Regions from separate parts of the Mus musculus genome. Here regions 2, 3, 4 and 5 are each linked to region 1. The links are chromatin loops, found by intact Hi-C in ENCODE. Cell type or tissue: left cerebral cortex. All regions are shown on one strand.

Region 1 (5,000 bases):
ATACACTCCCTCCAGAACTTTCTGGGATACTCAAATGCTCTGACTTGGTGCTGTCCAGTGAGACAGCTACTGGACCCATGTGGCTACTCAGGAGCAGGCTGTAAACGGTTGCTGCTGTTGTGTCTATCACAGATCTTTGGAGGCTCTCAGGCCCCGCCATAGACTTTCGGAAGGCAGTCTGCACTTTAGCAAGGACATCTGGAGAATTGTGCCCAGAGAAGCAGGCTGAATATGGTGGTGGCAAGCAGAAGTCTGAGGTCACAGAATACTCACTGACAGACCACACCTCAAGGGACACTGCACAAGGTTCCTTTTCCTGCTGTTCCCCTTGGCCAGAGGATGGGAGGGAAGGGTAGGGGTGGGTGATGGAGAAGCCACTTGTCACTCTGGCTATAAGACCCCTCTTGTGAATAGAGTTGAATAGACTAAGCAGTCTTCCTTGGTCTCCACATCTTTACTGTGTATTTATTGCTCTGTGCTGGGCCACAAGATTCCACAACTAAGGAGGGAACTGCCTAAAGCAAACTCTGTCCTTGGAAGGATTCCAGGACAGTTGAAAGTTCTTAAGGTCTCCTTCCTGTTAGCATGACAGCCCCCCCCCCCAATATTTGTATGAAAGAGACCTCAGGCTATTAACCTTTCTACATAGGAGGAAATCTCTTCCCTTCAAAACCCAACAGTGACCAAAGATACAGCTCTCTGGAGCTCAGGAGCCACCTGAGGGCCAGTCCTGCTGGATGTGGTGAAGCAGCCAGCACATGTGGCGACATCACATCAAATCTGCAATGGGAGGCAGGCTTAACCACTCACCCGCCTTCCCGATCTGCACAGCCAGGCGTGTGAGTTTGCCTTGCAGCACCGACTTCTCTTTCTTGGGTATCCTGGCTATTTTCTTCTCCTTGTCCTCACTGTCGAGCCCCTCTTGGCTGTTGAGTGGCTGGATTTCCAAGGCCACTCCATCCTGGGTCTTTGCTAGGGTAGACACACGGACAGAGCAAGTGAGCAGGCAAGAATATAGCAGTGGATGGCAGGCAGGTGGAAGGCAAGATGCCCTTCTGTCTCTTCCTGGAATGTTCCTTAGACCCCTGACTGGTCCTCACCCATGCCAGACACAGGACTCCACTAGGGCCTTTGGGACATGTCTGACAACTGGAGATGAGGTCGAAGATGCTTCTCGGTCTGGATTTTCTCTTTACCACAACTTCCTGGCATCCCTCAGAGCCACAGGCCAGGTTTATAGCAACAAGGGGATTGATCACACCATGGAGGCCATCTATCCCCTTACTAAGCATCCTCTCTGGAATCCAGACCTTAAAACAGGGAATGTTTACTGTAGAAAGGGATCAAAGGGCTGATGTTTCTAGAACATAAGGGCCCTAGTCTATTCTGTTAAAACCCACTTCCCCCAATCAGGGAAGAAAGACAGATGCTCACCCCACCCCTCCCAAGACCAAAGTTATTTTTCAGCTTCTATAAAAGTTGAAGGACAAGGGAAGAAGGAGGTACAGAGCAGGACCTGAGTTGAGTATTTTGGGGCGGGGGTGGGGTGAAGAATAGAAGCTGCTCTAAAGACACAGAGGAAGGCAAAGCAGAGAGCACGGGCACATCAAACCCAGGATTTCCCCTTTGGAAGAAGAATAAAGAGACCTGAAATTCAAGTTCTTTCTCCTTAAGCCCGGGTGATCCAATATGGTGACTTTATTTCTGAAGAATACTATGATGTGTGTAATGGGGGAAAAACTACTTTAGGAGCCATGTCAAGACTACTTCCTGCTGGTCCCCGTCCCCCTCCAACGTCACTGTTTGCTTAGGAACTCCCTCCTGAGTTACGGTCTCTTCTGTCGGATGCACAAACAAGACGGAGATGGGATGCAGACACAGCCACCAAGAGAAACACAAACCATATCAGGAGGAACAAAACAGACTGTGGTGAGAACAAAGAAAGAAGTGGGCAGAGAGGCAGAGGGAAATGTCTCTTTCCAAAGCCTCAGAGCAGACGAACAGAGAAGAAATACAAACCAGAAGACACCCATGAGGCGGCTAGCAGAGGAGGGTGCAGGGACTGCCTGGCCAACACCTTCCACCGTGACTTCCAACCCAGAAACTGCCGCTGCCGCGGACAGTGAAGCAGAGCTCAGCGCTGAGAAGAGCGGATCGGTACCAAAGAATTGTGGACATTGCTTCCTCAAGCTAACAGCAGAGGGTGCTGCTGTTCTGCCTGAAGCCCACCCCCAGATCTCTGCACCATCCTCAGGATGAGGCACTGGGCCACAGCAGCAGATAACAGATTATGGAGAGGGCAGGGAGGCAGATGGCCTGGAGAGGTCTGGTTTGAGCGTGGCAGGTAGAGATGGAACGTGAGTGGGTGGAGAGGTTACCTTTGTTGCGATTTTCAGGGGCTCCTTGTTTTTTACCTGTTTGAACAAGAAAGAAAAAGCGGGGTGGAGACCCAAAGTAACTAGAATAAAGAGATGATCTGATATCCAATTCTGTCCTTTCCCAGCACAGAAGGGTGACAGTGAAGGAGGAGGTCTGCGGGGCAGGGAGATACTTGGAACGGAAGCTCACGTCTCTGCTCAGTCATCCTTCCTATCTCGATTCAAATGGATCCCTGGGAGCCAAGCATCAGACAGCTGCACACACGGTCATGCCTGAGCTTCTCCTGCAGCTAGGAGGGAGGATGCTCCTGTCTTGAGTCACAGCTCTTGAGAAAATGAGGGTGGGAGTTAGGGAGAGAGAGGCTGGAGATAGCTGTCTGTGGCGAGGCCCTAAAATGCATCTTCAGGTCAATTCAACAGGCCCTAGGCAAGCTTTCTAGGTGTTCAGCTGAGGGCAGCTGTAAAAATGAATAGTTGGGTTCTGAGAGAGTGTTACTCTTTCATAAGCTTCTCTCTACTAAGTACCTCAGATGATTCTCAGCCAAGTGCTAGAAACCCTTTTCTTCCCACAGGAAGAAGGAATGCTCAAAAAAAGGCCTGAGTCTGGCTTTCACATCTGGGTCTCTTTCTCCTGATGTTCCTACCTCAGGAAGAAGTGAGTGACCAAGACTAGGGTAATTGCGGGATGAACATAGTCTCTTGGCTCCCTATCTTCCAGCTGTGCCTGTCTTCAGCGGAGAGCCCACAGTTTCTGTGGGATCCATGTTTTGCTTTAAGTCACTTCCCTCTTAGCTGGGATAGTTCATTTTTACCCCTCAGTCCTTGAGGAAGAAGGGAAGGGAAGAGGAGGACGTCATGGAGGCAGTTTGGCTGGAGCTCTTGCCTGCTCTTTCAGGCTGGGCTACCCCTCACAACCTACCGAAGACACAGGGACTGAGGAAATGCAATCTGACCTGAGGGATTTGAGTCAGGGTTCGATGGTTTTCATTGGTGCTCCTCAGAGACACAAGGTCGACGAGTGTGTGTGTATGCACGTGTGTGTACCTTCATATATGTCTATGTACCATGGGTTTGCCTGGTGTCCACACAGGCCAGAAGAAAGCACAGGATTCCCTGGAACTAGAGAGCTGTAGATGGTTGTTAGCTGCCAATGTGGGGCCTGAAAACTGAACCCGGTCCTTTGCAAGAATATGTGCTCTTAACTACCGAGCCACCTCTCCAGCCTCACAACTGACATTTGCATCTTGCCTAGGAGGCTGGGTATCTGTTGCTTTGTCCCGGCAGACTTTCCTAACAGCTCTTCCGTCTGGATCTGCTCTCCGACCTTTAGTTCAGTCACAGGGATGAGAGAATCTCATTCGGCACGCCCCTTACCTTTCTTCTTCTTGTCATCATCATCTTCTTCCTCACTAGCTCCTAAGAGGGTGAAGATGATTCCAGTCTGGGAGTTGACCCCCACAGCAGTCACTACCATCCGTCCAGAACCTTCCATCACGTGAGTCCCTACAGAAGGGAAAGGAGAAGGCAGAGAGGGATGAGTGCTGTCTGATGTTCTTAGCTGTGATCTGTTAGGAAATACAAACATAAGAGCATGGTGCTCCCTTTTCTCTGTGGATTGTAATTAATTTAGTAGGCAGCAAGAAAAAGCTAGATGAGCCTGTTTAAAACAGGCCAAGGAGACAGAGGTTAAGGTTAACATATTAACTTTATGCCATCCTCTCAAACAACAGAACTCCTGTAACACTTAATGAAAAACGTCTTTCAGGTTACTGACATCCCTGCATCAGGAATAACCACGTTTCTACTCTGACTCAAACCAAGAGAAGAAGAAAGCTTGGAGCCAATAGAGGGAAGAGATCCCCGAACCCTTGACCCTACTATCTAGAGGCTGTGATAAAAACCTGGGCAACCAGATACTATACCCGAGAGCAACATGGGGTCTTTGTCCAGAGTCTTCTTGACATGATCTGATTCTCCTGTCAGAGAGCTCTCGTCAATCTTCAGATCATTTCCCTGGATTAGAATTCCATCTGCAGGCAGCAGGTCACCTAGTGCATAAGGGAAAGGGTGACAATAAGGGAGAACGGGTAAGACTTGGTAGGGGATAGTCATACGGACCTCCATCCAACTCCTCCACTCTACCTTAGGGATGCTCTCCTTATGGTCTCATGAGAATGTCAAGAGCCTCCACATAAAGGGGTAAAAAGGATATAACTCTAGAGCTGCGTTGGGACTCTGTGGCAGAGGGCTTACCTATACTGCAATGGCCCTGGGTTTGATCCTTAGTGCCACACATATCTTGAATCAACACCTTCCTGTAGCCTAAATATTCCATATTTTTACTCCTAAGCCATACAGGACAAAAGTCTGACTTGGACGAGTTTTGGCTATGGCTTTCTTCAGAATTTCTTCCCACAACCCCCTTAAATTCTCACTGACGGGTTAGCAGAGGCTTTCAGAAACTCCCAGCTCCTCATGTCAATGGACCTATTCTTCAGATGTCTGGGGAGGGGGATGTTGTTGGCTAGAGAAACATGGTGCTCTCACCGTATTTGATCTGGGCAATATCTCCCACCACAATCTCAGCCACTGGGAGTTGGATAAGCTGACCATTCCGGATAA
Region 2 (5,000 bases), 63 kb after region 1:
GATAGGACTGGAGAAAATGATAGTGTGCTGTTCATGTACAAGAAATCACCTTTGAATTGCTCTTTTCTTCCCCACCGCAAGGAAATGATAAATAGTCTATATTTGAATAGAACAAAAATATGTATGATCCTGTGTCAATTTAGAATGACGTGTATACCATCTATTTTCTAGAGGGGGAAAAGAGTGGAGAAATGCTGTTAGTCCAGTAAGAATGCACCTAGAGAGTACCTGCCCCACCCTATCCTCTTCATCCTACTTCTCCTGGAAAGGGGGATGGATGAGAGGATCAGGCAATGGGCTGGGTGGGTGGCATCTCTGGGAGGCACTTGCAGGGAAGGAACACAGATGGCCTGGCAGATACCCTTCTAGGAAAGGGCAGGCTCAGGGTGGGGCCCATCACCTGTAAGGTAGTATCAAGCTTCTTGGGCTCCTAGGCACCCCAAATAAACAAACTCTCCATCTCCTTTCAAAGTTTGGTAGATCTTAATGAGGGGTGGGGGGAGGGGTGGTCCTGAGGCCCAGAACACTGAATAAAGAGCAAAGAACCATGGGTACCGAGAGGAGTCAACTTAGTAGTCTCAGCTGGCAGTCTGAGCTGCTGACAGGCAAGGCTGGGGAAGAGCTAGCCTAGGTCCCCCTTCCTCTCTAGATCTTATAGAAACTGAGAGTGTGACATAAGTCAGGCCCCTGCTGTTCCTGCTCAGGGACCTTACTCTACCCAGCAGCAAGCCTTGGGTAGATTCTGACTCTTCTAGTTCAGGGGTGCAAGGGGGGTGGGGTGGGATGTGTGTGCTCACTTAGTACCCTCTTTCTGACTCTCTTCAGACATCAAAGACCATAGCTGTGTGACAAATCTGACTCAGCCACTCCTTCCCACTGTCTCGGTAGTGAGCAGGGTTCCCAGAACAAGGAGAAGCTATAGAACAGAGGGCAAACCAGGGGCCCCTTCTGATACCTCGCATGCAACTGACTCTCCGCATGCTAACACTCCACCCCTCGGGACTAGCAAGATGGACCTGTAGATAAGGTCCCCTCCCTCGAAGCCTCTCCTGACCTGAGTGTGGGTGCCCTGGACCCACATCATACAGAAGAGAACACATTGTCCTCTGACCTCCAGATGCACCCTCCCTCCCAGATGTTTTTTAAGAAATTAAGCTGCCCTTTTCTTCTCACAAGTGTTGACTGAGTGCCTCTGTATGTCTCAGCACTGTGCTAGAAGCTGGGAATGTGAGGGGTGAGACAAACTAAGCTCCTTCAACTTGACCTTGGATCCAGGGACACAGAGATGGAAAATGGAAGGGGAAGGGAATGAGGGACCGGCAGGGACTGGAAGGCCAGAAGCCTCTACTCCTTCTAAGCCCTTTCTCCTGAGGGAGTACTCAGAGGGCAGAACCAGGCAGGAGGGTGGAGCCAGCTGCTGACAGGCTGACAATAGGGCGGGCCACAGAGGCAGCTAGAGGTGAGGGGGCCCAAATTCTGAATCAATATTCCCAGCCCCTCCCGGTTGCACAGCTGGGAGCAACAGCTGGCCTGAAAAGCAGTCACCACAGCTGCCCTAGAGGCAGGACACAAGACCACTAGAGCAGGTGCCCTAGTGCGCTTATCTAAGCAGGCATTTCAGGAAGCAGCCATCCTTGTCTACCAGTGTCTGCCCCCAGGATTCTCTCCTCCCCTTCCTATAGAATAAGGACATCAATTCTTCCTGGGGCTGGAAATACAATTAGGTTACAGTGGCAGAGAGGTACAGTCTGAGCCATCACCAAACACTCCAAATGAAGGCGTACTCTTGAGGCTTTCCTGGTTACCCTTAAACTCTCCTAGCCTCTGTCTCTTTCCCAGGGTCTCTGCAAGGCTTTTTCTCATAACCCAGACAGGTAGCTGGCTTAGCTAGCTTGCCTGATTCATAGGGCCCTCTTGTGAAATCTCCCCTTTCCCCTAGGCCCCTTTCCATGCTGATCCCTGCCTGGAACAACCCTGGTCTTCTCCCTTCCAGATAAGGAGGACCCAGAGCAAGGGGGTGGGGGTGGGGTTACAGGAAAGGGTCTCTAGTTAGGAAGAACCAGGAATAGGAGGAGCTGGGGGGGGAGAGCAGGTGGATCTGAAGACTCCCTGCCAGACACCCCAACTGGAGGAGGAGATAGTTGGTCTGCAGAATAGGGACTTCTTTTCCCTCCCTTCAGTCCCCTCTCCCCTCTTGGTATCACAGTGACTGCCTGATTCTCCATCTGACACAGAACCCACCCTCCCTGGCCAGCACATGCTGGCACGGGGTCTGGAGGGGATTGTGAGTCCTGTAGGAGTGCCCTGGAAGGAGGAGGCTCTAGCCAGGGCTGCCTGTCTCTGCTCCCAGGATTTATCGGGGAATGGGGGGGGGGGTGTCCTTCCATCTCTTCCACCCAGCTGGAAAAGAAGCAAGGAGGCACTCTTTCTAGGGTGGACCAGAGAGCAGGGTTCAACTCATCTTGGGAAAAGATGTCAAGTGGCCCCCAGGTCCAAGACAGGGAGAGAGGAAAGGGTGGGAGGCAATCTCAGCCTTAATGGTAACCTCTTATGGGACCTGTTCAAGGACCCTCTCAAGGGTCAGCGGCCCAAGCCAACAAGCCCCACAGCCTGGGGCTTGAAACTGAAAACTTTTCAAGTCCCTTCTCCTGCATTCCCTATAGACGCAGAGATGCGTGGGGCGGTGCCCTCAGAGACACTCATACAGTTGGTTCTGGACGCTTACACTCACTCAAACAACAGCAGTGCGAGGGAACTCCCAGCTTTTTCCACAGCTAATTATAGACGTCAAAGTCTGAGGATGTTTTGTAAGCCTCAGAGAGAAACTGCTGAGGTTTCTATGCAAAGCCAAAGAAATTGAATTTGTGTACTCCTGGTTCCCACCCTCCAACTTCTCCTAGCCCATCTCCACCATGGCCCCAGGGTGCCCCCTCCCTGGCCCCCAAGGCCTTCCTTCCCGCTTAAGATTTATTTGGATCTGTTTCGCTCCCCTATCTCTCTTTGGGGCTTTCGAGAAAGGGAACAGACGCGGAAAATATTTTTTTTCCGCAACAGTTTTCCATTCTGCGGCTGGTTCCCAAGCCAAGGGGGAGGGGGAGGGCAGGAGCGGGGAGGGAGGTCGGCTGGAATAAATACTTCTTCCAAGAGCTTAATTTGGGTGCGAAATAGGCACTCCCTCCATTCCCGCCCCCCCCCCCAATCCCACGATCCAGAGGAAAACGCAAAAAAAAAAAAAATCACTTGTTTGATTAATTCTTCGGAACCCAGGGAAGAAATATAATGTTGAAGAAATCACTCTCCATCTTCCTCCACACACACACACACCTCTCTCTCCCATTCTGACATTCCACCCCTCCCAGAATTTGCTAGCTTGAGGAAATTCGGGATCTTTGAAAAGCCGTTGAGAGGCAAGAAAGAAACAAAGTTTGCAAACCCCGAGCCAATTCATTCTCTTCAAGCCTACCTCTCTTTCTAGCAAAGATCCAGGTGTCTCCGAGCGGGACCGTCCCTCCGTGTTTCCATGGACCGAGTAGGGTGGGGTGGCCACCCACCGCTCTCCCCAGTGTGGCAAACCACCTAGTGATGCTGGCTTTGCGCTCTGGCCTTTCAGCTGGGGGGAGTGGGCTGGGTCTTCTTCCCCAACCTTTCCACGCGAAGGACCGTCCCTGGGAGAAAATGGGTGCAGGGAGCTGGGCGGGTGTCTGATCTCGCTGTCTTCGGAGGGATGGACCCCCAAGAAGTTCGTGCCCCCACCCCACCCCCCAGCCTAGGACAGTCTCAACAGCAGAGCTGTCTTAAGAAAATGCTTGTCATGGCAACAGCTCCAGCCAACTCCGGCCAGACTGGGGCTCCCCAGCTCTCTCCCCCAGCAGAGCAGGAGGAGAAAGGGGCGGAGCGCGAGCCAGCGGGGGTGGGGCTTGGCGAAAGGCCAGAGCATTGCTCAGCTCTTAAGGTGGCCCAAGTACAAGGCGCGGCGGGATGATGCTACACGTTCGGGTCTTAAGGCGGAATGGGGAAGGCTATGGGGAATCCTCTATCTTCTTGGCTTTCCTCCTGCGCTGTTTCTTACTTGTTGACAGGAGCAGAGCAGGACTGTGTGTGGGTGGAGGTGGGAGTGGATGTGGGCAGCGGTCTTCAACCGTTGCTATGTGGAGGGGAAATAAAGGAAGTGTCTGCAAGCCTTTCTGCTTCCTGCAGCTCCTCCAGGTCTCTCGATCTCTGACTGAATTAGACCCAGGCCCCAGAAACCTGAGGAAGCTGTGGGCATTCGCCCTACTGACCCCGTCTGAACTGGGAGTTCACTGGCAGACTATTGCTCAGAGTGCCTCCACACCCTTTCACACACAGATCACAGACTGCTCTCTCTTGCCTGTGTACCCAACCAAAGGCATGGCCACAGGGTACAGACCAGCTTCTTGCCTATGTATTGGTTGCACACCCAAACTTTTGCATCTACAATATTGTTTCTAGTTGTCCTGGCAGTCTCATTACTTAGTCCTTATTTCATGGTTGGGGAACTTAAAAGATTGAGTGACTTGCCCAAAGTTAATCTGGTTAATGACAGCTAGGATTCAAGGGCAGGTCAGACCCATTCCAGTGCCCACGAGCTTTTCCTCCCCACTGTAGCACACTATGTCACACATTTCCATCCTAGACTGTATGCACTGAGACATTCATACCCACTTAGACATAGCCTATAAACTGTTAACCACACCCCCGTGCCACCCACCTGCCAGCATTGTGCAACAGTATCACCCATAGCTTTTGCATGGAACCTTATGCCTTTCAAGTACTAACATGCACCATCAGCTGGCTCACACAACATATCTTCATTGACTGATACATTCCCACACCCACCTCGGCAGGCACACTCACTCCTGTTTATATATATGCTTATGAAAGGCAGGCTAACGTAACCTCACAGGTTATAGTGGAGAACGGGATTATCATAGCTTCAAACCTATTCATCAAGCTTCAAAAAGGCCCCCACAGCTAAGCCA
Region 3 (5,000 bases), 310 kb after region 1:
CTCCCACCCGCCCTCCCTTTTTGTCCCGCCAGAGTTCTCCATCAGCAGCTTCTGCACGGTGGTGGACGTCATGAACTTCTCCAAGCTGCAGGTGCTACGCCTGGATGGGAACGAGATCAAGCGCAGCGCAATGCCGGTGGACGCCCCACTCTGCCTGCGCCTCGCCAACCTCATCGAGATCTGAGGGGCCTCGCCTTGGGCTCCTGGCTCCGGGCTCCGAGTACCGTGCACCGTGCACCGGGCTCGGGGTACATGCCCTGCCACCCCGCTGCATGTTTGGCTTTTGCTGGATGGTCTGGGACACGCATGTGACAGAAGTCCACAGGATCTTATTCAATCTCCTTCCAACAGGCAGAGTTAGGTGGGATCAGGGGCCAGGCCAGTTTCTGCAGGGGGATGAATTTGGTGGTAAAAGAAATATAGCTATAGAGTCTAGCCCCAAAATCTTCTTGCTTGGACAGTAGCATATAACCAGTTCCAATTTGACCTTTTTTGAGCTGTGCTCAACAGCATGGCCAGCTGCTTCTGCAGTTGCTCTGGGCTCCTGCTCTTTGCTCCTCAAAACATCACAACACACCTCTTGCCCAGTCACCTCCTCCCAGCCCCAGCTCACCCTCTCTGCCCTCTTTCACTGGGGCCTCTTCTAATGTCTTAGGCAGTCAGGAGACACCCACACCCTAAGGGCACACTCTTATCTGAGGCTAAACGGATGGCTAAAATCACACACTTACCCCCACCTCACCTGTTTAAAGTCACCATATTGAACACCATAATGATGAGCTGTTAACATAGGGGATAACCGACTCTATAATGGAGGATCTATCAGAGGAGGGAAGTGTCCAGTGGTCATTATCAGTATCCATAGTAAGATGGGGAAGAGACACACCTCAGGATAGCAGAACTGAAGGGGCAGCCCCCTTTCCAGTTTCATCTGACACAACATGATCTGCACCCCTTCTTGGGCTTTTAGTATCGAAGGGGCAAGCGTGGTTTTCAAAACATGAGAAAGAGCCTCTGCTCATCCTTTGGTCTAGTATGAAGGGTTGTTACGCAAATGGCAGAGGCAGACTCCACCCGCCGAGGACCTACCCACTAACCCAGACTAGGGGGTGATCTCAATAGCTCGTTTGTCCATAATGCTAGAGCATCAGGAACCAGCCCTGTGGAGATGCTCACTGGGGTGCAAGAAGCCCTGCCAGGCCCAAGTCCTGCCGACACTAGACCTGGCTTCCTCTGCATTCACACTATGCAGTCCGCCTTATGCCCAGTGGTGCCTGTGATTTGTAGTTTGTCTAAGAACAGCCCCATCTTCTCCTTTTTAAAGGTGATATTGCCTAGGTACAACCAACAGCTTCTTCTAGACCCCACTGGGATAGAGCCACCAGGGTAGCGAGTGGCAAGAAGCAGTTGTAAGATGCTAGCCTGAGGTGGGTCCCTGCCTTAGACCCCTGACTCTGTGTGCACTTGGGAGCAAGCTTCTCTGGAAAGGACAGGGTGGGGCGGGGTGCTTAGACTGTGCTACGGGTTCCAGAACTGCAATCCACAAAAGCCAAACCAGCTTGTTTCAACCGGGGAGTGCCACCTGCGGAGCAAGGCTGCCCTGGCCAGGGTTCTTGGGAAGCACCTGCATGTATCACCATCCTGCCTCTGAAGAGCCCTCAGCATGAAGCAAGCATGAATGGCGGCCAACCTAACCAATAAAGTTATTTTATAAGTGCATCTGCAAGGATGGAATGGTTGGTGGCAGCCCTCGGCATCGCCTCGGGGTACCTAGACACACAGGCCTTGAACCGTGTCAGCTCTTTATAAAGAGTAGCCTATATAAAAACTCAAGTTAGCAAGTGTTGTGGTATGAAAGCTCCTAGATCTATTCTCACTATTTACCCACCCTTTTGTCTCGCAAGAGAAAGAAAAACGGAGTTTGAGGGCTGGGTTTTGTTTGTTATTTTTGTTTCTGTTATTGTCATTATTTGTCCTGCACACGCACACACACAAAGACACACAGAGACACACAGAGATACACACAAATACACATATAACACACACAAACACACTCACACAAACACACACATACAAACATACACAAACACACAAACAAGACTTATAAACACATAATACATACAGGCAAACAAACATACAAACACACAAACACATACAAACATACACACAGACACATAACAAACATATACACAAACACATTACAAACATACACATGCAAACATATACAATACACATACAAACACCTATAAATATACACACAAACACATAGACACACAAACACATACATACAAACATACACAAACATATAAACACATAAACACAAATACATACAGGCAAACACACATACATGCAAATAAACACACACAGAAATACACACACACACACACACACACACACACACACACACATATTCTACATGCTTTTCTTCCTCTCCTGTCAACCGAGTAATTCTGGATCTGACTGAACCTGGGTATTATTGCCTTAATGGCTGCTGCCCTCTAGTGGCACCTGTCAGAAACTGAACGCTGCACCACCATGCACAACCCACTTGGTTCTGGAAGAAGTAAACCTGAGAGGGAGTCGCCTACCTACTCTCTGCTCCTCTCAGAACGGGTCTCTTGAAACCCTTCTGGTGCCAAGTGCCAGGCTAAACACTTAACATTGCCTTGAAATGATGGAAGCTGCACGTGTGGCTTCCAGTCAGGGAAAAAGGGAAGCGGCTGAGATGAATATACGCCAAATTCTGACTGCCCCAACTCCAGAGTGAGCTGACGATGCCCTGGAGAGTATTCTATGATGGAATGTGGAGATGTGCGAGTCTTGAAGATCTGGCACCAGGGGGGGTGCTGGAGAAGGGGGAGGGGAAGGGACACTTATGGAGGGGTCTGCCCAAACCACAACTGCCTTTCAATTTTGACTGTTAGCAACTCAGCTACGTCAACTGTACTAATTCTTTGGGATTGCTTCTACAGATGCCCTATAGAAGCAACTTAAGAGAGGGAGGATTTAGTGTGCCTCTTGGTTTCATGGGCTCTCACTCTACCACGGGAGGGAGAAACTCAGTTCATGGCACAGAGTGTGTGGCGAAAGGCTGTTCACATCACAGCAGACCAGGAAGCAGAGAGCAACGCAGGAAGCAATATGTCGTTCAAAGGCACACTCCTAGGACCTGCCTCTGCCTAGGCTCTACGTCCTGATGGTTCCATAGCTTCCCAAAGCAGCACCGCCAGCTGCAGAACAAGTATTCAAATGGGAGCCTGAGAAGGACAATCCCAACCAGCACAGCCCGCCCCAGCCTCCAGAGCCCACCCCCAGCCTCTAGAGCCCACCCCCAGCCTCCAGAGGTTTTCGGGCTTCTCACATGTTTTAACCCAATTTCAAAAGCCTTTAAAAAATATATAATTATATATTTTATATATAATCATATTATATATAATAAGTATATATTTATGAGTGTGTGTGTGTGTGTGTGTGTGTGTGTGTATGGTTTCTCTGTGTAGCCCTGACTATCCTAGTACTCACTCTGTAGACCAGGCTGGCCTGGCATCTCAGAGATCCACCTGCCTCTGCCACTGAGTGCTGAGGTGTGTGCCATCCCCTGCTCAACTCGAACTTCAAGAGTCTTAACAATCCCAAGACCTTTCAGAAGACCAAAGTTCAAAGACTCTCCTGGGACTCAAGACAACCTTCTAGCCATGAGGCCCTGTGAGTGAAAAGGATGCTGCCCGGTTTCAGTCTATAGTCCAGGGGGAACATCCTGTTCCTAAAAGAGGAATGGGGATGTAAGGGGAGAACTGGAACTAAGGCAAAACCAACTCCCAGCAGGGGGAATGTCAACTCCTGTAGCTGCATGCCCAGCATTTAGGACAGCATACATGATGTGATTTCCAATGGACTTTAGCTGCCCTGGCCATAGTCCTTATAATGCTTGCAGTGCATACGGTCTCTTTATTTGAGTCATGCTCCTTAGAAAGTCTATGTTCCTGGCATCTGCAGCATCACAGGGTCTCCATTGCAGCTCAGACTTTCTCTCCATTGCTTCGTGCCTAGACATCCAGACCTCTTCCACAGCATAACTACATGTCGCCTGGCCACACAGACTTTTCTCTGGAACCTTGCAGGAAACCTCCATCACCCCAAAACTCTTGCATTCTTCATACCTAGAAAACTAGCATGGTGTATACAATGCCGAGTTCTACTGCTGGCCTGAGTGGTAGCTGGGCTTCCTTGGATTATGGCTACAGAGGTCTCTGAGTGCCTAGGCAGCTGAACCCAGGAAAAGCTGCCCTTAGGCACACCCTTGTGAGTAGGGCACCCCATTGGCATGCTCTCTTTAAAGAAGTCTTTCAAATGAGTTTGCAGTTTTACACCCTGAATCCTGTTTGAAGTCTCACTAATTCTGCAGCGCCCTGAGGAACCGTCCTATTGTCTTAGTACAAAGTGCCCAGTTTCCTCTACTGTTGTTGTTAACAGTTAGTTTCTTTATCTATAACCTTAAACAGCCATGGCTAAACTATGTGCTTCTTGCATCCTTCTGCTCTGAAATTATTTTTAATCCTGATTTTCACTGTAAACCGTCCCCAAAGCAGCCAGCCATGCCACAGCCCGTATGCTATCTTGATATTTCCTCCACCGAATTATCTATTACATTTCACCTTAGCCTCACTTCAAATTTCAGAACATGGGAAAAATATACATAAAACCTTTGCCATCCTTTAATGCAAATGGCTTCTAGTCCAAATTCCTTGAGTCCCTGTTCACATTCAAAACCTCAAGAGAGCTGAGCATGATGGCACACGCCTTCAATCTCAGCACTCGAGAGGAAGTGTCAGGCACATCACTGTGAGTTCCAGCCCAGCCTTGTCTACACAGTAAGTTCCAGGACAGCCAGGGCTATAGAGACTCTGTTTAAAAAACAAAACCAGCCAACCAAACCTCATGAACCAGACCTGCACTGTTTGTCTTTGCATTGGCACGGGGTGGGGGTGGAGGTCTACTGA
Region 4 (5,000 bases), 120 kb after region 1:
TCTCTGGAGGGTTTGGGAGATCAAGGACGAAGGGGCTTTCTTTAGATTTCTTTTGCCATCAGGTTGCCTGCTTACGCTGCTGGCTTGTCCCTTCCTGGATGACAGTTCTCCCAACTGCAGGACTCGTAAGTGGTGTCAGCATCTGACTCATGGTGCTCCTCAGCTCTGTAAGTACCTTGCTCCCAGTCTTGATAATTCAATATCTATCCATCACTGCTCATTTTCTGGGACAATTACTGGACACTCCTTCACTTCAACCTGCATTTTGAGTGTGCTGTTGCGCTCGCTTCCTTCTGCAGATTATGTTTTATAAAAGCCTGTCTTAGCTAAGGTTTCTATTGCTGCGGTGGAACACCATGACCAAAAGCCTCTTGGGGAGGAAAGGTTTGTTTCGTCTTCTAACTTGTAGCCTACGAAGTCAGTCTGGGAACTGGAGTCAGGAACCTGGAGGCAGGAACTGAAGAAGAGACTACAAAGGAGGACTGCTCACTAGCTTGCTCTCCATGGCTTCACCCACCAGAACCACCCACCCAGGAATAGCATTGCCCACTGTGGTATGGGTCCACCCACATCAATCATTAATCAAGAATGCACCACAGGCCAATTTGGTGGGAGCATTTTCTCAGCTGGAATTCTTTCTTTCCAAATGACTCTAACTTATGTTAAGATGACATTAAAAGCAGCTGGCAGAATTGACCCTTTGTCAACTTGACACACAAGCACATCACTGTTAAACTACAACCTCTCCTTTCTTGTTGACTCTTAAGATCTCATATTAATATTAACACCACAATATAAAACATTCCAAATTTAAAAGGTGATTTATTGTCTTGGTTTGGCTTTTACTGCTGTGAACAGACACCATGACCAAGGCAACTCTTATAAAGGACAACATTTAATTGGGGCTGACTGACAGGTTCAGAAGTTCAGTCCATTATCATCAAGGCAGGAAATATGGCAGCGTCTAGGCAGGCATGGTGCAGGAGGAGCTGAGAGTTCTACATCTTCATCCATAAGAAGCCAGGATTAGTCAGTCCTCTGGCAGCTAGGATGAGGGTCTGAAAGCCCACACTCACAGTGACATACTTCCTCAACAAGGCCATGCCTCCTAATAGTGCCAATCCTTGGGCCAAGCATATTCAACATATTCAAACTACCACTGTGTGTGTGTCTGTGTGTGTGTGTGTGTGTGTGTGTGTGTGTGCGCGCGCGCACGTGCGCACGCACTTGAGTGTATGTATGTGCACCATGTCTGTTCAGAGGTCACTGGAGGTCAGAAGAGGGCATCAAGGCCCCTGGAACTGGAGTTACAAGCAGTTGTGAGCTACCATGTAGGTTCTCTGTAAGAGCAGCTGAGCCATTTCTGCAGCTCCACAATCCAACTTTTAAAAGGTTCATAGTCTTTAAAAATTCAAGCTTTAAAGGTCCTATCTCTTAAAACACCCAGAGTCTCTTCCAAAGCTCAAAAGCCTCTCTAAATTATCCAAAGTCTCTTCAAAAGTTCAAAGTCTCTCAACTATGGCCTCCTGTAAGATCAAAAATGAGTTACATACTTTCTTATTCTAAGAAGGAAAAAAAATCATAACATAGTCATAACGAAATCAAAGCAAACCCAGCAGTCAACAATGTATAAAGTTCAGTGCTTGGTGTCTGGGACCCATTCATGACTCTCTGAGTCCCAAAGGGTCTTGGCAGCAGTCATACACACATACAGCTTGTCTTATAGGCTCAGGCCTGATCCAACAAGGTACTGGCATCTCTAAAATGCCTGGGTCTCCACTACAACTGGCCTTCCTCTTCATCAGTAGCCTCACTTGGGCTCTCTCTGGGACTCCAGCCCTGCCACGCAGTGCCAAGGCTAAGCTGTTCTCCATGATCCTTTCATGCCTTCAAAACCAGTACCACGTGGGTGACTCTTACACCACCAAATTCAGCTGCCAGCATGAGGTGCACTTCATGCTGGCGGCTTCATGGACCCACTTCATGGACCGCAGTGATGCTGATCTCTTCTTAACCAGCCGCAGCTGGCCAGCATCAACTGTTCCAACAAAGCAAAGGTTTCACGTTAATGGCTCTGGTCTCTTGTTAATCACAGCTGATTTTCAGCCTCAGCTGACTAGAACCATGGTATTGTAATTCAAAATGTCACTCCAGAAGCCCCTGCAGCCCCTTGAAACTCCACAAGCCAGGGCTCTACCATCTGCCTTGCTCTTACCTTAGCATTATCTCCTCAGTTCCCACAGTAGCTCACTAAGCTCGGAGTACTCAGTGGATTTTCTAGACCGAATTCCAAAGTCCTTCCACAACCCTCCTCCAAACAGTCACAGTCTACTTTCTGGCTCTGATTTTATTCTTAGTTAGTGTCTCTATTGCTGTGATTAAAAAGCAACTTGGTGAGGAAAGAGTTTATTTCATCTTAGTGCTTGTTGTAGTTCAGGAAATCCAGGCAGAGGCCAGGAGGAGGGCTGCTCACTGGTTTGTTCTCCAGGCTTTGTTTTGAGTTGTTTTATTTTGGGGGGGGGGTTGGGGGTGGGAGTTGGGGGGTTGGTTTGGTTTACAAGACAGGGTTTCTCTGTCTCAGCCTTAGCTGACCTGGAACTTCTACTGTAGACAAGGCTAGCCTCTAATTCAGAGATTCGCCTGCCTCTGCCTCCCACATGCTGGCATTAAAGGCATGTGCCAGCAGCTGGGTGTGCTTTCTTATCTAGGACTGGTCCACTCAGGGAATGGCAACAACCAGTGTAGGATGGGCCCACTCACATTTGTCATTAATCAAGAAAATGTCCCATAGGCTTGTCTACAGAGCATCTTGGTAAGGGCATTTTCTCAACTAAAGTTCTTTCTTCCCAAATGACTCTATGTTGTCTCAGGTTGACATAAAAACTAGCCAGCACATACCCTCTTCGGTTGGGCCAGCAGCTCCTTTTCTCCCCAACATAGCTGGTCATGGTGAATGGGTCTGTGTGATCTTCACCATGCCCCACAGACCAGCTTCACAGCAGTTGCAGTAATCCCGAGTCAGATGTGACTCACAGGCTCCCACTGTAGCTGCTGGCCAAGGTAGATGTCCTCATCTTCTCTTCGATGTACATTTCCACAGAGAGGAGGCTCTACCTTCCTCACTCCCTGTTCTGTGTTTTCAAACAGAGTGGTGAGCATGTGTTATTCCATCTTCACAGCATCCCTAACCCAGCCTCACTTGGAGACAGAGCCTTGCTATATGTCCCAGGCTGTCCTGGAATTCTGGATCCCCTGCCTCAGTCTCCTGAGTAGCTGGGATTTGCAGGTCTGTGCCATCATACCCAGCGGCATCTCCTCTTTAAGGAATCCTCCAACTTCTCTATGGCCCAAATAGAGCTATAAATTGTGGTGTCTTGCCCCCATCCCCACAGAGTGGGACTGTAGATGAGGCTGGCTAGTGAGAATTCTCCATCCTCTGACTTCAGAAAGGGCTGCAGGGACAAGCACTTACCTATCTAGAACTGACCAGTCTGCTTGGAGAGTTGAGACTTTCACGGACAGAGAACAGTCTTCTGGGGTCTGGAAGCTATAAGGATATTATAACAAGGGAGTCCTCTGTCCATCTCTCTCTACCCGGAGGAAGGGCTATACTACGGAAGAGAAGAAAGCTCACTCTAAAAAGAGCAGAGATAGAATTATAGTTGACATGCTGGGATGCTGACTTTGGGCTAGACTCCGTTAGAAACACATTGTGTGGAGGCTCTGGTTTATTCACCACAGAGGCCCTCTGAAGTGAGCTGACTATTGTAGCCACTTCACAGAAGGGGACGTGGGGGGCTGAGGCCTGCATCCCATTCCCAGGTTTGCATAACACCAGAGAGTAAGTTCTAAGGTGAGAATGTGAGATTCCTCTCCCCACTTTACAAGGTGAGGAACTTCCCCTGGGCCTCCAAGAATGAATCCCAAGGTTCCTGTGTTTGACTGAGACAAGTGATTGACTCCAACCCAGGGATGAAGAAAACCAAGCAGGAGAAGAAAGGGTTAAGCAATGAGCTTTAACACCACCCACCCAAGAAGGTTCCTGGAGCCGAGATTTGAACCCAGGCTGTGGGATTCCAAAGCCGTCAATCCACACAGCCTTCTCTAGGAGCCAAGATGAGCTTTAGTTAAGGAGCTGAAGGACTTACTCATTTATGAGCAAGTGGGAGAAATGTCAGCACACTAGAGTGCTGGCTGGAGCTGAGCCTGGCATCGGCTGACTTGTGAGCTTTCTAGTTAAGGAAGCCAAAGCACTCCCAGTGTTGCTTAAAAATAATTGTACACCAGTCACTTGCAACCTTCTGATTTCGTTGTGCAACAACTCCCCTTAGAGAGAGGGAACCTTCGAACTGCCACTACCCTTCACACCAGGATACAATGACGCTCACTCTCTCAGATCCCTGCAGGTAAATGGCGCGTTCTTGAGGCAACTGTGGCTGGAGATGAGCTGACCTATAAATGCACTTAACACTCTGCTAACACAGTTTAAGTAGTCAATAATTGTCGGACCTCTCGCTTCCCTTCCCCTGTTAGGAGTAGGTGCTCAATAGCATTTGTTGAATTGAATTAAGTCCTCTGGAGGCTGCAGGATGCTGCCTGCGTTTGAAAGCAGCTGGAGCTGCGGAACCACCAATCCCGGCGCTTCTCAGCCTGAGTGGCGCCTAACAGCTCTATTTGGCTGTTAAAAAAAAAAAAAAAAACAAAACCTGCCCTTCCCTCTGTTTCCCTGGTAGCCTCCTCCTCCCTGGCTTTCAGTCCTCTGACAGAAAAACAAAACAAAACACAACAAAAACAAAACAAAACATCAGCGTGCACCTCGGAGGTAGCCCGGACCCTCCCATGTCTCTGGTTCCCACCCACTCAGCTGGTCCAACCCCGATTCACCTTCTAGGGTTTGTTTGTTTGCTTTTTTTTTTTTTTTTTTTTTTTTTTTTTTGAGCTCTGCTTCTCTTCTTTCTCCTGGTCCTGACTTGCATGCTTCGCTTTTCTGGATGCTTGCA
Region 5 (5,000 bases), 100 kb after region 1:
TTTGCTTTTTTTTTTTTGACAAGTTCTCACTATGTAGCTAAGGCTGGCTTAGAAATTGCTAAGTAGACCAGACTCACAGAGATCTGCCTGGTTCTGCCTTCTGAGTGACAGCATCTAAAGGTATAAGCCACTACACCTGTGGTAGTTTGAATAGGAATGGCCTCTGTAGGTTCATGTTCTTGAATGCTTGGCTATCAGGGAGTGGCGCTACTTGAGAGGGTTTAGGAGGTGTGGCCTTGTTAGAGCAGATGTGGCCTTAGGCTGGAGAGTTGACTCAGCAGTTAAGAGCACTGACTGCTCTTCCAGAGGTCCTGAGTTCAATTCCCAGCAAGCACATGGTGGCTCACAACCATCTGTAATGGGATCCGATGTCCTCTTCTGGTGTGTCTGAAGACAGTTACAGTGTACTCATATAAGTAAAATAAATAAATAAATCTTTAATAAAAAAACAGAAAGAAAGAAAAAGAAGGAAGGAAGGAAAGGAAGGAAGGAAGTAAGGAAGGAAGGAAGGAAAGGAAGGAAGGAAGGAAGGAAGGAAGGAAGGAAGAAAAAAAGGAAGTGTGGCCTTGTTGGAGGAAGTGTGTCACTGGAGGTGGGCTTTGATTTTTGATTTTAAAGAAGAATCATCCCTTGTCCTCTTTTTTGCCAACCCCAATGGCAGCTTTATAGATTTCTGGACCAATCTACTCCTGATGACCCTACTTCTCCCCCTTCCTTCTGCTGGTTGGCCTCTGTGGCCTCCAGTCTCTTCTCTTTCTCTTCCTGTGCATCTTCTTCAGCTGAAGTTCTCTTCTCCAGAGCTCTTTGGCCCTGGGGTGCCTCTGCCTCCAGTTTGGTCTTTGCATAGTTTCTTTTGAGGAGTGTCTGTCAACTTTTGTTTACTAAAACCATGATGAGGCCCCTGCCCTCCCATCTCAGAAAGCAGGATACACATCTCTCACTTTGACAATGGTAGTCAACTTTTTTTTAAAAGAATTATTTATTCTATGTATATGAGCACACTGTAGCTATCTTCAGACACACCAGAAGAGGGCATCAGATCCCATTACAGATGGTTGTGAGCCACCATGTGGTTGCTGGGAATTGAACTCAGGACCTCTGGAAGAGCAGTCATTGCTCTTAACCACTGAGCCATCTCTCTAGCCCCAGTAGCCAACTTTTAATTATTCTCCCTGACTGCAGTTCGCCTCTCGTAGAGTGGTCAGCGTGACATTCCTAATACGTCTCACCACATCGCACCCCAGGAAAACCTATCAATGACTCTCCATCAGCTCTGGATTGAAGTCCAGACTCCCTGGCTGAGCGCATGTGGCCCTCTCTTCCCTGGCCCTCTTCCCCCCTCTCCTGCTGTCTTTGTCTGCGTCAGTGAACTCTTTCCCATCAGCCCAAGGCTTCTCACTATTTGCACCTACCATTGTGTGTGTGTGTGTGTGTGTGTGTGTGTGTGTGTGTGTCCCTTTTGCTTTCTTTCCTTGGCTAGCACATCCTCCAACACAGAGCCCAGCAGACTCCTCCAGGCTGAGGAAGCCCCTGAATGGTGTTCTTGTTGCATTATATACATCTACCAAGTCAATGTCTACAGCTGTGGTTTTTGTATACACCCCCGTCACTATGCTGTGTACCCTGGAAGGCAAGGGTTTGTGTGTCGTATATTCAGTCTTACGCTTTCAGATCCCTGGTGCCCTAACACAGAGCCTGGGACAGGCAGAGGTCATGTGATAAGTGCTGGATTCACTGACTCAGGCATCACGCTCAGCTTAGCTGCCCATCTGTGGTGTGGTGGCAGGCTTTATTCTTCTGTGCCTTGGGTTTCTCTACCAGGATCTGCATTCCAGCCTGTGGCTCCTCTGCACCCACTTTCCCACCCTGTCAACATGCTCAGGTTTGGCCCCCACCGGTTCCCTCTCTCCCTTCTGTTTCTTCCTGTCTATTTTAAGAAGTTCTCGCTACCCTCCTATACCTTTCTAGATGCTTCTCCCAATAGGGGAGGTGGAGCACTTCAGGAAGTTCCAGCCCACTCCTGGCCCAGGTAGCTGCAGCAGGCCTTTGTGTAATTGCCCTCACATCAGGACTTAATGACTGCAAAGCAGCTGCATCGCAATCCACATGATTATGGGCTTATAGCAACGCGACGGAAGCAAGCCTCGTGGTTACTGTTGGATGCACACCCAGCAGGCCCCTCTGTGCAGAGCCTTTTAGAGGATGCGCCTCTCAGGCCTTTCGTGGAGAGGGTCATTTGCTAACTGCCTTTCTCTCTAGTACTTAAAAGCGTCAGAACGTGGCTTCGCTCCTTGGTGCTCAGCCCTTGTCTCCATGGTGAGACTCCCGTGCAGCCCACTCAGCCAGGCATTTGACAGGTTATACACTGAGCTTCTCCCATGGGAGGAGCCTCACATAGGCACGATCAGATCATTCAGTCAGTCCCTCACTCACACACTTCTGGGTTCTTACTAAGAGAGCACTAGGGTGAGGGATTGGTGTACACAGGCAAGGGGTCATTCTAAGACCCCCCCCGAAAAGAAACTCTCAGACCAGTGTGGAGGTAAGACAACCCAACAAGAATGTCTTGTTAGGGATCAACACATCAGGCCTGTGGGGGAGGGGGTGCATACCTGAGCATCAATTACCTGTTGAAGGTGGCATGTGAGTAGTGAGGGCTGGTCTAGCCTGGAACCCTATCACAAAGTCCTGCCACATAATGGAAGTGTGCCTTCCCTTCAACATCTCTTTCCTGAGTTTTGAAGTTGATTTCTTTGCCTTTTTAATTTTTATTTATTTATTTATTTTTACTTTATTTTATTTTAAGACAGTGCCTCACTGTTTAGCCCTGGTTGTCCTGGACCTGATTATGTAGGCCAGTCTAACCTGGAATTCACAGAGATCCTCCTGCTTCTAACTTACAAATGTCAAGATTAAAAGCATGTGTTGCTATGCCTGTCCTATGACTTAATTCTAAACAGACACCGGCCTTCCAGACTGTATCTGCCCCAGGCTAGCTGTGTGGACCTCGTACTTGACCTCAGACCCCTCCCACTCACTGTTCCTCAGGTGTCCATACCTCAGGTCTCCCAGGAAAAACAATCACCAGGGGCTGGGAAGATGGTTCAGTGGTTAAGATTTGGATTTGCAGAACCCACAGAAATGCTGGCAGGGTGTTCCTCTTGTGGTTCTAGCTTTAGAGAGCAGAGACTGGGGATCCCCAGAGCACGCTGTCTAGGAAGATTAGCTATTTCCTTAAACTCTGGGTATGACTGAGAGAGCGTGTCTCAATGAGTAAGGTGGAAGGTGATTCTAGAAATTCACTACGGGTCCCCACATGCACGCTCATCCCCACATGTAAGTGTATGCACTTGTGCGCACGCGCGCGCGCGTGCGCACACACACACACACACACACACACACACACGGCTTTGTGGCTGATGTGGGGAAAGTGGCTGTTGGTCCTCAGTGCCTCAGCCACAAAGAGAGTGCAAAGCTCATGTGACCTTCTCTGGTGGCATCCAGAGAGCACTTGAACTTGCCATGCCAGGGAGCAGCTGTGAGGCTGAGCAAATCTCAGAGCCCTTCTCAGGATCAAACAGATGACTCCCACAGGAACTTTCTGGATTGTTCTCTTGCTTGCTGCCCCCTCGATCCCCAGAATTCATCCCTAGGGTGATTTGCTTTGCTGGCTCCCCTGGATGGAGTGCAGCAGCAGGTGGGCTGTTGGGTGACACCCATGCTCTAGTAGCTGAGCAGGCTCAGATGGGAGAAGGATGCAGGCTTGCGGATCATGCTGTGCTTGGAATGGGCAGGGTGGGGCTTTTCCCATTTTGTTTCTCATTTTCTTTACTCAGTAGGTAGGGCTGTGTGTATATGTGTGCTGGAGAGAGAGTATTTAGGGATTGGCATGAGTATCTGCATGTACAAGCGCGCGTGCGTGTGTGTGTGTGTGTGTGTGTGTGTGTGTGTGTGTGTGTGTGATGCATGCGTAGCATGTACGGCTGTGTGGGAGGACATCAGCCACCTCTTCTTGCCTATCATCTTGGCTCTGACACCACTCCCACTGACTTGGCCTCACAAAGTTTGCCGGTTGCGGGGTGGGTTGGTGTAACAAAATAGAAGATGCAGATCACAGCTCAGTTGTGTGGTTTCCTTGGCAACCTCAAAACACAGTGGGGGAGGGCAGAGTGGGAACCAGAGAGGGGGAGTGACTAGGCTCTAACCACCCATCTCTGTCTCTCTCCCTCTCTGCCATCTCGCACCCCTCAAAGTAGCCCAGAATAAAATATGAGCCAGTCCCAGAATGCTCCTTCCCGAGTCACTGGGAAGGAGGGAGATGAAGGGACAACATCTCCTCAGAGGAGAAAGGCAAGAGGCGGGCTCAAGCTCCTCCTTCCTGCAGGAATTTGGCCAGGCTCCCTCACCTTTCTTACCAAGATGGCTATCTCCCTCCTCCATCTCCCTCTTTTTCTTATTCCCGAAGCTTCCAGGGCCTTTCTCCCCACAAACTTCCCCAGGGAATACCAGAGGCCAAGCTCCCAGGTTTTTTGAAAGGCTATGACTGGCAGGAGAGCAAGGAGTGGGTGTCCCCACCCCCACAGAACCTCAGGGCTCCATTCCTAGAAAGCAGGAGACGGAACCAAGTTGGAGGCAGAAGACAGATTGTTCATTAAGAACAAAGACATTTATTTGTAATTAGTGGAACTGCCTCCCCTCTAGCAGGTCTCCTCCCTGGAAAATGAGCCCTCGATACCAGTGCTCAGCAGATCCGAGCAATACCCTCATCCAGCAATTCTGGACAGCTGGAGGACTCTTCTTAGAGAATAGACCACTCTTGTTAATAGAATTCCTTTACCAGAGCATCCAGAACTTTCTAAAGATATGATACAACTTAAAGCAACAACCAGCCTAACACCCTCCTAGTCCTGTGACTACATCCACAGAGATCATGACCTTGGTGTGGAGCAGACACCAAGGAAGGGGACCCTGCTGGCTTTTTCCATATCTAGCTAGCGGGT

The links. Hi-C counts contacts between places; a loop is a spot of excess contacts. Peaks named below come from ENCODE experiments on the same cell type or tissue, not always from the same donor. Only the 100,000 strongest peaks of a DNase experiment are listed, where the experiment ranks them.
Region 2: a loop joins it to region 1, with 2.8 times the contacts of the local background. A loop is called at or near these places in 13 of 42 quality-filtered maps.
Region 3: a loop joins it to region 1, with 11 times the contacts of the local background. A loop is called at or near these places in 37 of 42 quality-filtered maps.
Region 4: it touches region 1 in a loop (6-fold over the local background); 2 of 42 quality-filtered maps call a loop at or near these places.
Region 5: a loop joins it to region 1, with 2.3 times the contacts of the local background. A loop is called at or near these places in 2 of 42 quality-filtered maps.

The regions. Positions count from the first base shown.
Region 1 is chr1:133,734,238-133,739,237 of GRCm38, forward strand. It overlaps Atp2b4 (ATPase, Ca++ transporting, plasma membrane 4), which reads right to left. Exons shown (of 20, transcript NM_213616.4): 3 at 4,926-5,000; 4 at 4,301-4,426; 5 at 3,753-3,881; 6 at 2,379-2,414; 7 at 811-972. Among named protein-coding and RNA genes, the nearest start is that of Mir6903, 10 kb to the left of the region's middle. In left cerebral cortex, a CTCF peak has its summit at 2,197 (motif pointing right); DNase peaks (open chromatin) are centred at 2,207 and 2,592; H3K27ac peaks cover 532 bases.
Region 2 is chr1:133,797,174-133,802,173 of GRCm38, forward strand. It overlaps a transcript of Atp2b4 not described here. Among named protein-coding and RNA genes, the nearest start is that of Gm28441, 36 kb to the right of the region's middle. In left cerebral cortex, no CTCF peak of the experiment used is centred here; DNase peaks (open chromatin) are centred at 2,756, 3,917 and 4,745; H3K4me3 peaks cover 3,489 bases; H3K27ac peaks cover 1,633 bases.
Region 3 is chr1:134,046,442-134,051,441 of GRCm38, forward strand. Fmod (fibromodulin) reads left to right here. Exons shown (of 3, transcript NM_021355.4): 3 at 33-1,839. The coding sequence ends at 184. Among named protein-coding and RNA genes, the nearest start is that of Fmod, 12 kb to the left of the region's middle. In left cerebral cortex, a CTCF peak has its summit at 2,520 (motif pointing left); DNase peaks (open chromatin) are centred at 159 and 2,514; H3K4me3 peaks cover 268 bases.
Region 4 is chr1:133,850,302-133,855,301 of GRCm38, forward strand. No RefSeq gene overlaps it. Among named protein-coding and RNA genes, the nearest start is that of Gm31515, 6.9 kb to the right of the region's middle. In left cerebral cortex, no CTCF peak of the experiment used is centred here; DNase peaks (open chromatin) are centred at 3,081, 4,200 and 4,579; H3K4me3 peaks cover 661 bases; H3K27ac peaks cover 1,365 bases.
Region 5 is chr1:133,838,403-133,843,402 of GRCm38, forward strand. The region is part of intron 1 of Gm41954 (a long non-coding RNA gene); the gene reads right to left. Among named protein-coding and RNA genes, the nearest start is that of Gm41954, 4.3 kb to the right of the region's middle. In left cerebral cortex, no CTCF peak of the experiment used is centred here; DNase peaks (open chromatin) are centred at 2,252, 3,223, 4,142 and 4,959; H3K27ac peaks cover 676 bases.